Regions from separate parts of the Mus musculus genome. Here region 2 is linked to region 1. A link is a loop called in an ENCODE intact Hi-C map of the cell type or tissue named here. Cell type or tissue: heart. All regions are shown on one strand. Links, peaks and the distances in the headings refer to the core of each region. The heading gives the core; the rest is flanking DNA.

Region 1 (5,374 bases), core at 120-5,119:
ACACTGAACTCAGAGTAAGTTGTCTGGTGCAGATAAAGATCTTAACATGTAGAGAAGGCGGGTTTTTCATAAGGAGGTGAGGCTGTCCCTTCAGGAAAAGACTTTTCCCCCACACCCCCTCCTCTCTGCGAGGTTCCACCCTCTGGAAAACACAACTTTCCCTCTTTTCCTGGAGGGACAGGCCTTAGTGTGGCTGAGAGAGGAAGAACAGTGGGTCAGAGAGTGGTTACGGTCACTGTGGCCTTTTTGGAACAAGACACACTGGTGGCATCGCTGTTCTGCCTGTTAGCTTTCCTTGGCCTTTGGGGGCGGAGGAGGGGACACTGCGGACACCCACAGCCTCTGACCCTCTGGAGCTGGTATGTGACGAGCAGCGCCTGCGGGGCCATGTATTGGAAGAGCGATCAGATGTTTGTGTGTAAGCTGGAGGGAAAGGAAGTGCCGGAGCTGGCGGTTCCCCGCGAGAAGGTAAGCGAGCCTACACCGGGCGGGATCTGTTGAATAGGAGTTTCCTTGAGAGAAGAGAGTTGTCCGGCCCCTAAACCAGGCTGGGAAACTACCTGTCACTGCCTCGTCTCCAGACCTGACAATTTTTTTTATTACGTAGTAGCGTTAGGTAGTAATCACTCCGTCCCCTCCCCACGGGCTCACTTAACCTAAGGCATGGACACTCTAATTTGGGAGACGAAACCTGGAGCCTAAGACGCTCACGGGGCAACGTGAGTCCTGCTTGTATTCTACGTGACGGGCTGTTCGCGGCAGTCTGGGGCAGGGGCCGGGGGTCTAGGTGTTTGTCTCAGGGCACCAGATACCAATGGCTGCGCTCTGCTGAACGCTGGCTCTTGCCACGGATAAGGTGAATGTGGGGCTTGAGACCCGGCGGCGACAGACCTGGGGACTTGAGTCTTCCAGGGCCCGCCCGCTCTTAGAAAGGGACAAAAGAACGATTTCGTTGGAAATACCAAAAGGGCAAATTTCGCAGTACGAGGCGAGCCTAACGGGGAGACCTGGCAAGCTGTCACCTACTCCGGAGGCAAGACCCGTGGGTGCTCGCATTTTATGGTGGAACTCGGTTCCTAAACTGTTGGAGAGCAGGGCCGGGGTGGGGGTATCGGCTGGACATGGGCAGAGTAGTGCTGGCTTCGTGTTTGTCTGACGGTTGCGGGTAGCGTTTCTGTCTGGATGCTTTCTGTCCACGAAGACGCGCCCGGGAGCAGCTGCGCCGGGGCTACCCAGGCGTGCGGCCGCTGGCTCACCTGGAGCTTTCGGAAGACAGAGGAAAAGGAGACAAAGGGACGCAAAAGCGAGGGGTGTGGGCTGCTGGAATCCGCGGACCCACTCGCCCTAAACTAGACTTCTCAGAGAGATTGCATTCGTTTATAGAACAAAACTGAAAGTGCAGCCAGGGATTGGGGACACTTGAGCGACGCGTCCGCGTGCTCTAAAATATTCTGACCCGCATTGGGTGAGTTTTTTTTTTTTTTTAATGGAACAAATTAAATTCAGCTGGATATTTCCATTATTCGGCCCGCTTTTGCACTGGTTAAAACTAATCCTTTAGTAGCTAAAATGTTGACTTACTGAGCACTAAGTGGCAATTCACACCTTAAAGAAACCAGTGTAAATCGCTTACGGTTCTAATTGCTTCAAGTTTACCAAAGAGCTGCTGGCTCCGTTTAATCTGAAGCATTTTCATTCAAATTGTCGGAACAAACACCAGGCTTCTTAAATCCCACTGTAATTAGCTTTCAAGTATCCGATTAAACCTCTTCACCTTTTGGGCTATCCTATTCAAAAAGCCCCCCCTTTAAAAAATATATGTGTGTCTTGCTCTTTTAATTGAGGTTATTAAAGAAATCAAGTTTCTCTCCCCACCCCCTCCTCAGTCATCTTTTCTTCTCTCTCACTCCACCTCCCCCCGCCCCGTGCCCCCTTTAGCCGGGTGTTCCCCGCTCCCGGGTGATTGACGTCTAGAAAGCAATCGCTTTGTGCACCGAGGCCGGTTATTAGCTGGGTACCCCCGGTGGGGGGCGGGGGCCGGCGCGCCGGGGTGAGCGCGGGGCTCGAGCCGGGAGCAGCGGCCGCGCAGTCCTCGAGTCGCCCGCTGGCGGCGGCGGCCCAGGGAGGCTGCGCGCTGGCCGGCCAGCTGCGCCCGGGCTCAGGTGCCGGCGCTCGCACGCGCCGCCCTCGTGCGCGCCCTTCAAGAGCGCGGTGGGGCCCGGGCTGCGGGGCGCCGCGTGCTCGCCGCGGGCTCCTGACCGCTGTCTCCCTCCCTGCCTTCCCGCTCTCGCGGCGCAGTGCCCCGGGCTCATGTCGGAGGAGTGCGGGCGGCCTGCAGCCCTGGCGGCCGGGAGGACCCGCAAAGGCGCTGGGGAAGAAGGACTGGTGAGTGGGGCGGCGACCCGAGTGGGGACCCCCAGCTCCCTGGGCGGGGCGGGGCGCGGGGCTCCAGGGGTCCTGCTGGTCTGGGAACCCCACAGTGCGGATGGGGAAGGCTGGGGACGGAGGACAGTCCTTGGGCTGCCCCGTGGGGAGGTGGGACGTGAAAGGCCAGTGCTCGGCTGTTCCTGCAGGTGAATCCCGAGGGAGCCGGGGACGAGGACTCCTGCTCCTCCTCGGCCCCGCTTTCCCCGTCGTCCTCGCCCCAGTCCATGGCCTCGGGCTCCGTGTGCCCGCCAGGCAAGTGTGTGTGCAGCAGCTGCGGCCTGGAGATTGTGGACAAATACCTCCTCAAGGTAGGATGGTGGGCCAGGCGAGCCCCGACGGAGTCAGTGTGAAGGTCGGGGGGGAAGTGCCCCACTTCGTGTCAACCTCTCAGCATATTAGTCCACCACTCTTAAGGCCCACAGCGAGAAGTATGATATGGAACCATAGGATTTTCCTTATTGTGAAAGTCTAGGGATAGGGTCTACAGTGTAAATGAGGGTTCCCCCACACACACCCCAAGAGTGTGCGGAGGACTCGGTCACCAGCAGCAAAAGAAGGACTTGAGGAACTACCACCCATTCTGGTATAGGCTTTTGTTTGTTTTCCAAGTCTAGACTTTTACTTACTTAAAAATCCCGTACTCTGCAAACTGGTCCCTCCTCTCCAATACACCCGTGCTGCTGTCTTACAGAGACTAACTAGTCCCAGTTCCGTGTGTTATTCCCTCTCGCAGCGGCTCCTTCTGTAACTAAAAACACTGTAAAGTGCCTTTAAAGATGTTTAGTTTTGAACTGTTACTGGCATCGTGGTCATAGGTTTATTTACCGGTACCTGGAACCTTCCCAAAGCAAAAGTTTATATAAAGCTTTAGAAGCCATTTCGGTACCTCCTAGATCTTGCTAAGCACAGTGATGTTATGTCCTACCAGGGTTTGGGGGGGGGGGTACCCAGTCTAGCTGTAAAGTTAGGTGTACATATAAACCCCTCAGCTGAAGTGTTTCACGGGGTGGTTTCAGAGTTGACTGTCTTAATTTGGTTTAACTTTCTCAGAATATTTCACTCGGGGTGGGAGGTTTTGGAGTTGAGGTTCTGGCAGGCTGCAGTTACCCGTGTCATGTCAGGCAGGATCTTGGTCCCCTGTGTCTTAATCTGAACACATTGGATTTCCAACTTCAATAGCTTTTAAAAAACCACTATGTAAAACAATTCTTTCCAATATACGAAATTAGTTGCAAACCAGTTCACTTTCTGTCCCCCTCCTTGAGCTTCAGTTTTCAGAAGGATTAATTACAGAGAATAAAAGATCAAAACGTGAATTAGTGGGTTTCTTTAACTTAATGTCAACATTCAAAGGCTGCTTTCTTGGGTGGACCGTGAATATTACTTCCTGGAGCCCAGATAAAACACGGAAAGAGGCTTGAGTGAAAACATTTTCTAATGTTTTTATTTGATTCTTGAAGCTCGGAAAATTAACCTGGCTTTCTCTTTAAATCTGCATTCTTAAAATCCCATTTCCCATTTCGCTTCGTCCACAAAACCATGCACTGAGTCAACACAGCTTCTTGTTTGAAACAAGGCTCTCAGTGACTACCAGAATCTGGAGCAGTGTTTCTGGACCCGACTTAAGACAATTTCAACATTTCACAGCAGAGATGTGGAAGATAACTACACAGTAAAATTAAAATATTGTCTGAATTCTGCCTCAGACACTAGCATTGGCCTTGCATAATTTTATACATTGTTCATGCTTGTCTTCATATTATATAAAAATTGTGTGTCTATGTGGTGCTGTGAAGTTTTCTTTTGTAATTGGACAGGAGTCTACCTAGGAAAGTTTTCTACACACAATCACATTCTACTAGGATTTATAAGTTAACTGAAAATTTTCCACCATACAATCACTTAAGCACTCGGAATTCTCAGCACGCCTACCCCAAGCTGAAGGGCTAGCTCCTTAATCTTACGTTTGAATCTAAACTTCTCACTGGTAACAAATATTTGATCCAGTATAGATGTAGCTTTTGAGGTTATGAAAAAAAAATACCAGCCTGTGGAGCAGCCACACAGTGTCAGACAAAAGAGTCAGCTGTGGTTGTTGCCCTCTACAGTCCTGTCCTAACCTAGCCCGGTGTGGAGCCATATTGGATTAATGCTAGTTCAGCAAAGGGTTCCAGAACCTTCCCAGAGTTCCCCCCACCCACCCTCCTGATTCCCTGGCAAGGACTGGGAATGTTAAGCAGCTCTCTTCTCTTTTTCAAAAGAAACCTTGAGGAAAGGTGTCAAGCCAGGCCTGGGGTCTGGTGTTTGTAGAGCTAGAGACTCCAGCCTCTGTTTTAAAGCCTTGTTTTAGAAAACAAAACAAAAGCCTGGTGTGATTGAAAGAAGGCCTCCAGTGGTGGATGTTCCAGATGCTTGGACTGGATACAACTTAGGGGAAAATGTGAGGAAGATACATCTCTGCTTCCAGGAAGTATTCTGTTTGGTTAATGTCTTTTTATTCTATTTTAATCCAAGTAACTATTTTTCTATAGTGAACAGATAGTTCTTTTGAAGAAAGACCCAAACTTAAATTTTCATCAGAAATTAAACATTGCTTAGGGAAGAGGTTCATAAGTAGCTAGAAATCACAGTGTTTCCTTCAGAGTATCATTTGTAACTTCCTTCAGTCAGTAAAACACCCTGGCTGCTAGCGTGAAAGCACAAACCTACGTAGTCCCTGTCTGCTGATCAACACACGTCAGGATCCACACTGCAGGCCAGCACAGCTGGACACACGTCTCCACTGGGGGACTGAACTGCAGTGTTTAGGGGGGCAGCATCCACCTCAGGTAACCTCAGTGGTCATTTGTTTTGTTCCCATGTCAAAGTCTAGAGTGCCCTACTTTATTAAATGCCACTGTCTCACTACTTGAAGTACAAGTAAACATATTTCCTGGGTGCATTTAAA
Region 2 (5,374 bases), core at 218-5,217, 380 kb after region 1:
CACTGTAGGGGAATCCTCTCCTTGTGAGTTCCTGCAGACATATAAATTTTCAGTAACTGAGCATAAAGATTATGCTTGCTTGCTAGGGACATAGCTCTGTGGCTACTTCTGACTAGCCAATGGGAAACTAAATCTTTGCCATAGGAAGGATTGTGCATCACCACTTTTATCAAATAATCATCTCTTGGGGATTGGTTCCAATGCTTTCAATTAATCAGGGATCTACCCGTCGAAACGATGAAGGTCCTTGCCCCCAATTAGTCTTTAATCAATCAATAAAGATCAATGGCTGGGAGGAGAGAGGGGGGCTCAACGTTTAGATTATGTGGGCTAGGAAGTGGGAGAAAGGAAGATGGAGACTCACTATGACTCAAAAGAGGAGGATGGGACAGAAGAGCTACAGTAGATTAAACCAACCAGCCCTGTAAGAAGTGGCCTCTGGCCACTTTCCCAATTGGAGTTGGGTACTAGGTAAAAGTTTAGGAGTGCCCAACCTTTGAGCTAGTTGTGGCAAGTCAAAAATCAACGTGTGTGTGTGTGTGTGTGTGTGTGTGTGTGTGTGTGTGTGTGTCTTTCATTCGATAATCCAAAGATCCTGTGAAATCCGCCAGGAGCCAAAGTGGTGTAGCTAAACTCACTGCTACAACCAACCATCATCAGGAGACAAAGCTGACATTAAAGACTTGCTCATGTGAAGTAATATGAATGTACAGCAGGGGCCATTGTTCAGGACAACTGGCTTGGCCTCTTAAAGAAAACAAGAGGGGGGCTGAGGAGACAGCTTAGTGGTTAAGAGCAGAGGACCTAAGTTTGGTTCCCAGTACACACAGCCAGCAGCTGGCAATCACCTATATCCAGTTCCAGGGAATCCGTTATCATCGTTTGGCCTCAATGTGCACAGAGACATACAAATATACATATTTTTTAAAAAGATGCTATTGTTGGCTAAAGATTGATTAAATTTTAAAATAGAAGAAGTTAAAACCAATTTGAAGTAGGAAAACATTCATAGAATTCTGGTTTGAAAACAAATTACATGTAAAAGTCACTGGAGAAATGCACATATTGACTATGTCTGGATATTAAATGATGATAGAGATTAACTGTCCAGACAGATGTGACAACAGAACTCACATGACAATGTGTTATATAAATATTTAGAGTTGGAGCGTGTTATGTTCAAATTAGTTCTGAGACTAATCAAATTCTTAGAAATTGCTCTTACCCAAAAGCTCCAACTCTGTGCTGGAGAGATGGCTCAGCGGTTAAGAGCACTGACTGCTCTTCCGAAGGTCCTGAGTTCAAATCCCAGCAACCATATGGTGGCTCACAACCATCTGTAATGAGATCTGATGCCCTCTTCTGGGGTGTCTGAAGACACCTACAGAGTATTTACATGTAATAAATAAATAAATTTTGCCGGGCGGTGGTGGCACACGCCTTTAATTCCAGCACTTGGGAGGCAGAGGCAGGCAGATTTCTGAGTTCGAGGCCAGCCTGGTCTACAAAGTGAGTTCCAGGACAGCCCGGGCTATACAGAGAAACCCTGTCTCAAAAAAAACAACAACAACACTCCCCCCCACCCCAAAAAAAAGCTCCAACTCTTCACTTGGGCTCAAAGATTGCTGAGAAGGATAAAAGTCTGCTACCTTCATTTGCATCTGTTCTCTTAACTTTGGGTCCAACTCCTTAATGCTATACAGTCAGTCAAATATTGTAAGATCGCTAACCCTTGTTATTCCTGTTTGAGAGTGAATGTGAGGTGAAGCAAACACACTGTACCAGAGACAGAGAGACACGCTCTCAAAGCATCTCTCCAGGCTACCCCAAAGTCTCTGTTCCAATGAAGTAGCAATATCAAGATGCTTAATGGAAACAGAGCAAAGAAGGTCATATTTACATCAAAGTACTTTTCAAATACTTTAGTAGAAATGTTACAGAAAAAAAAAAAAAGCCATAGGCTTCCAATGCTATCTGACAACATTTGCCATCTGGTTGGTGGGAGGTAGGTGTGTGCCTGAATATTCTAAAGAATGTACCTAATGGTCACAAAGCTGTTAGCTTACACATAAAGGAAGGCAATAAATGGCTGCCAAGGAGGCTAAAAATGGCACAGATAATGTTGTTTGTGGACCTGGAACATTCCACAATCAGAGGTTTAAACAGCTCATCAGACTAGCAGGCCATTCAAAGGAAGATACCTTTTTCTGGAATGTTCCCTTACAACCATTAGAAACTATGTTTCAGGAAAGATTGTTGATGTTGAAAGATTAATCTTATAGATCTGAGCATTTATCTCACAATGGAATCCACATACCTTTTCTAGGCTTTGGTGTGCCTGACAATGCTACAGGTAAGACAGAGAGAAGATGAGAATTTTTCATTGTTCATTAGTCTCAAAAATAAGCTCCTGTCTCCCAGTTCCTTGAAGCAGAGAGCAAGAGGACTATTGACAGCTTAATCTTTGGCAACTAAGGTACCCAACACTAAGAAGTTTTATAATCTCTCATCTTTATAACACCACAGCTACCATCTCAGACACAAGGTCTAACTGGAAGACAATGGGAATTTAAGCAAAGTTTACAAACTCATGAGCAAAATTTCACTCCCAATGTTCACTGTCTGGGGAGCTTTTGGATAGGCTCAGCTTGGGTTCCCAAGGATGCTTCCCACATCTATATAAGTGGATAATAAGTAGCCTTGAAAACGTTCAGAAAAATAGATGAAATAAACACTATTGTGCTTTGGTTTGTTTAGGTTTTGCTACTTGGCTCTCGCTGGCCTCAAACTCGCAGTGATCTTCCTTCTCAGTCTCCTGGCACTGAGATGTCTTAGTCGCCCTGGCTACACATGCAGCTAATTTCCTATTTAAATTTTAAGGAGTACAGACTACCTATCGATCTAGCCCAGAATTTGTTGTTCCAGTGAATACCGGAGCCATAAAGAATCTGACTCTCCAAGTAAAGGTCACAGCTGACTGCTAGAAACGTCTGGCTGCGCCCTCTGGCCTAGATTCGGGTCCAGCTCTCCCGGGCAGCCCTCTGGAAAGAACGTGACCTTCGGGCTCCGGTGACACTGGGCACACAGTCTTCTTCTCCGGGCCAAGCACAGAAGTTTAGGCTCGGGCAAGGTCGGGAGCAGGACGCATGCGCAGAGGGCCTTCAGGCCACTCCCTCTTCTGGCCCAGGTCCGGACCCGAGACCCTCCCTCATCTAGCCCCGCCTCCCAGGCCACACCCCTTGAGCCTGCAAAGACCACGCCCAAGGTCTTCTGCTTGGACCCGTCATCCCTCTGTCTCTCAGCCGAAGTCAGTCTGAGAGCTCAGACCTCATCTGTGTGTAAAGGGACTCCCTAGGCCACGCCCCCGAGGTCTGCAGACTTTGACCCGCACGCCTCCGCACCCCTAGAGTCTAAGGCCCGCCCCTCTCCTCCCTCCAAGCCACGCCTCCTGGGGGCGGGACCCCCGTCCGTTTTGCTTGCTGCACGGAGGTGGTCGGAGGCAGCAGATCGAGGAGCCATCATGGCAGCGGCGTTCCGCAGAGGCTGCAGGGTGAGCGGGTGACCGGGTGGTATCGGGAGGGTCGGCCCTACGCGGCCTGGGGGAAAGCGGGAGCCTGCGGGCGTCCCCCCGCGCTGCCTGCCGCCCTCCCTCACTGATCTCCGGGCTCTGACCCCTGCAGGCGTGGCCCTGCGGACCTGCTTCATTCTGGGTCAATGGGCTCAGCCACTTCTCTCCAGTCACCCACGCTTCTTGAAGGGAACCCGGTGTCAGAACCCTGCTGTGGCAGAGGCGATCACTTCCAAAAAACTTTGACTGTAGTCCCACCCCAGGAAGGCATCAGTGTGTGGTTCTGTAGCCACGGGCGTGAACAAGTGTTAGGATCCAAACAGGTTGATCCTGGGTGTGCACAGAACACAGGCACAACACGAAGGAAAGGGAAGTGGGCCGCTCCGCTCGCACCAACAGGGTTAGGACGCCTGTGGTTTTGTGATGTACAGGCACCCTTCCAAAAAACAAAAGGGAGACAAGCCTACCGAAGAATTTTCATGAAGCTTGCTTTCTAAATGTTGTACCCTGCAGAGTTTTGTCTCCTAAGCTGTTTTAACCACTAGTTTGTTATATTAGCGATGTGTTCGTACAAACCTCCATTTATACCACCTAAAACTGGACTGAAGTTGCCTCTGGCACCGAAAGCTGTAGTTTTAGAATTTACAACACCATTACTATACAACTCAACAGGTTCTGAAAGCAGAAATTGAAGGGTTTTAAAGTTATTTTTTATTCTGACAACAGAACTACAGGTTTCTTGGTGCCTCCAAGGACAAGAGAGGGAAAGTCTAACACCATAACAAAACAGAAAATGCATTCCTTTATCCTATTTTTCACACCGGGATAAAACCAAGAGTCAAATTTCTAAGTAATTCGTTACTTAGTTATGCTGTAGTTGCGGGCTTGAAGACTAAAGTTAGTAGTGTTCCCATATTGGAATTCCTTGGTTTTGGCAGAGAGCCAGGAATAATAAACGCAATTCTCTTCTGACTTTAGAGTTTCAGAGTGTCGTCGTTCTTTATATTGGGTCTCATTTTGTAGTCCAGGGTGGTGCGGCGCTCACAGCTTCACCTCTGCCTTCAAGCCTGGCTGTCTTATTTTAATAATCTCCAGTTATCTCCTAGGATTAGTGAGCCTGATTTTCAGGTGTAAATACAAATTGTGTGTTTGGAACTGTTCCCAGACGGGTGTTTGCAAAACTTAAACTCTATGTTGTAATGCTAAGTTTTTAACCCTGTTCTTTTTTTTATTGTTTCTAAGCTGTCTACACACAGACACGTGCACACTCACATACACAGACAGGTGTGTTCACACACACAGACACACACAGACCTGCACATCCTCTCTGCACAAGCAATGAGCAGGCTCGTGCGTGCATTAAGCTACTCTAATTGAATGACTAATGTCAGTATATAAGGAGCCCAGTAATGGGCCCGCCACTTAAGTTGTATAAAATGCAGCTGACCAGTTTTGTAGAGTGGTGGTCTTCATTTAATCTCGGAAGTAGAGGCAGAAGAATTGAGATCCCAAGGCTAGCCTGGATTCCACGGTGGGCTTGGGGGCTATCCTAAACTACTTCAAAAGAACTTGTCCTAACAGGAACACAAACCAAATTATTAGGGCCTGGTGTGGTGGGTCAAGCCTTTAACCCTGCATTTATGAAGGTAGAGTTAGGGAGCTCTCTGGGAGTTCAAGGCCAGCCTTGTGTACAAAGTAAATTTCCAAATCAGCCACAGCTACGTATTGAGACCTGTCTCAAAAACAAAACAAACAGCACCACCAAAAACTGCACTTGAACACACACACACACACACACACACACAC

Evidence for each region. A loop is a pair of places that touch in the nucleus more often than their neighbours do. Peaks named below come from ENCODE experiments on the same cell type or tissue, not always from the same donor. Only the 100,000 strongest peaks of a DNase experiment are listed, where the experiment ranks them.
Region 2: a loop joins it to region 1, with 4 times the contacts of the local background. A loop is called at or near these places in 2 of 42 quality-filtered maps.

What each region holds. Positions count from the first base shown.
Region 1 is chr3:154,325,366-154,330,739 of GRCm38, reverse strand. It overlaps Lhx8 (LIM homeobox protein 8), which reads left to right and starts at 180. Exons shown (of 9, transcript NM_010713.2): 1 at 180-468; 2 at 2,299-2,385; 3 at 2,574-2,735. The coding sequence starts at 388. In heart, for the core only: no CTCF peak of the experiment used is centred there; no DNase peak of the experiment used is centred there; H3K4me3 peaks cover 2,853 bases; H3K27ac peaks cover 874 bases; H3K27me3 peaks cover 3,410 bases.
Region 2 is chr3:153,942,572-153,947,945 of GRCm38, reverse strand. It overlaps Acadm (acyl-Coenzyme A dehydrogenase, medium chain), which reads left to right and starts at 3,303. Exons shown (of 12, transcript NM_007382.5): 1 at 3,303-3,550. The coding sequence starts at 3,521. In heart, for the core only: no CTCF peak of the experiment used is centred there; a DNase peak (open chromatin) is centred at 3,335; H3K4me3 peaks cover 2,265 bases; H3K27ac peaks cover 2,693 bases.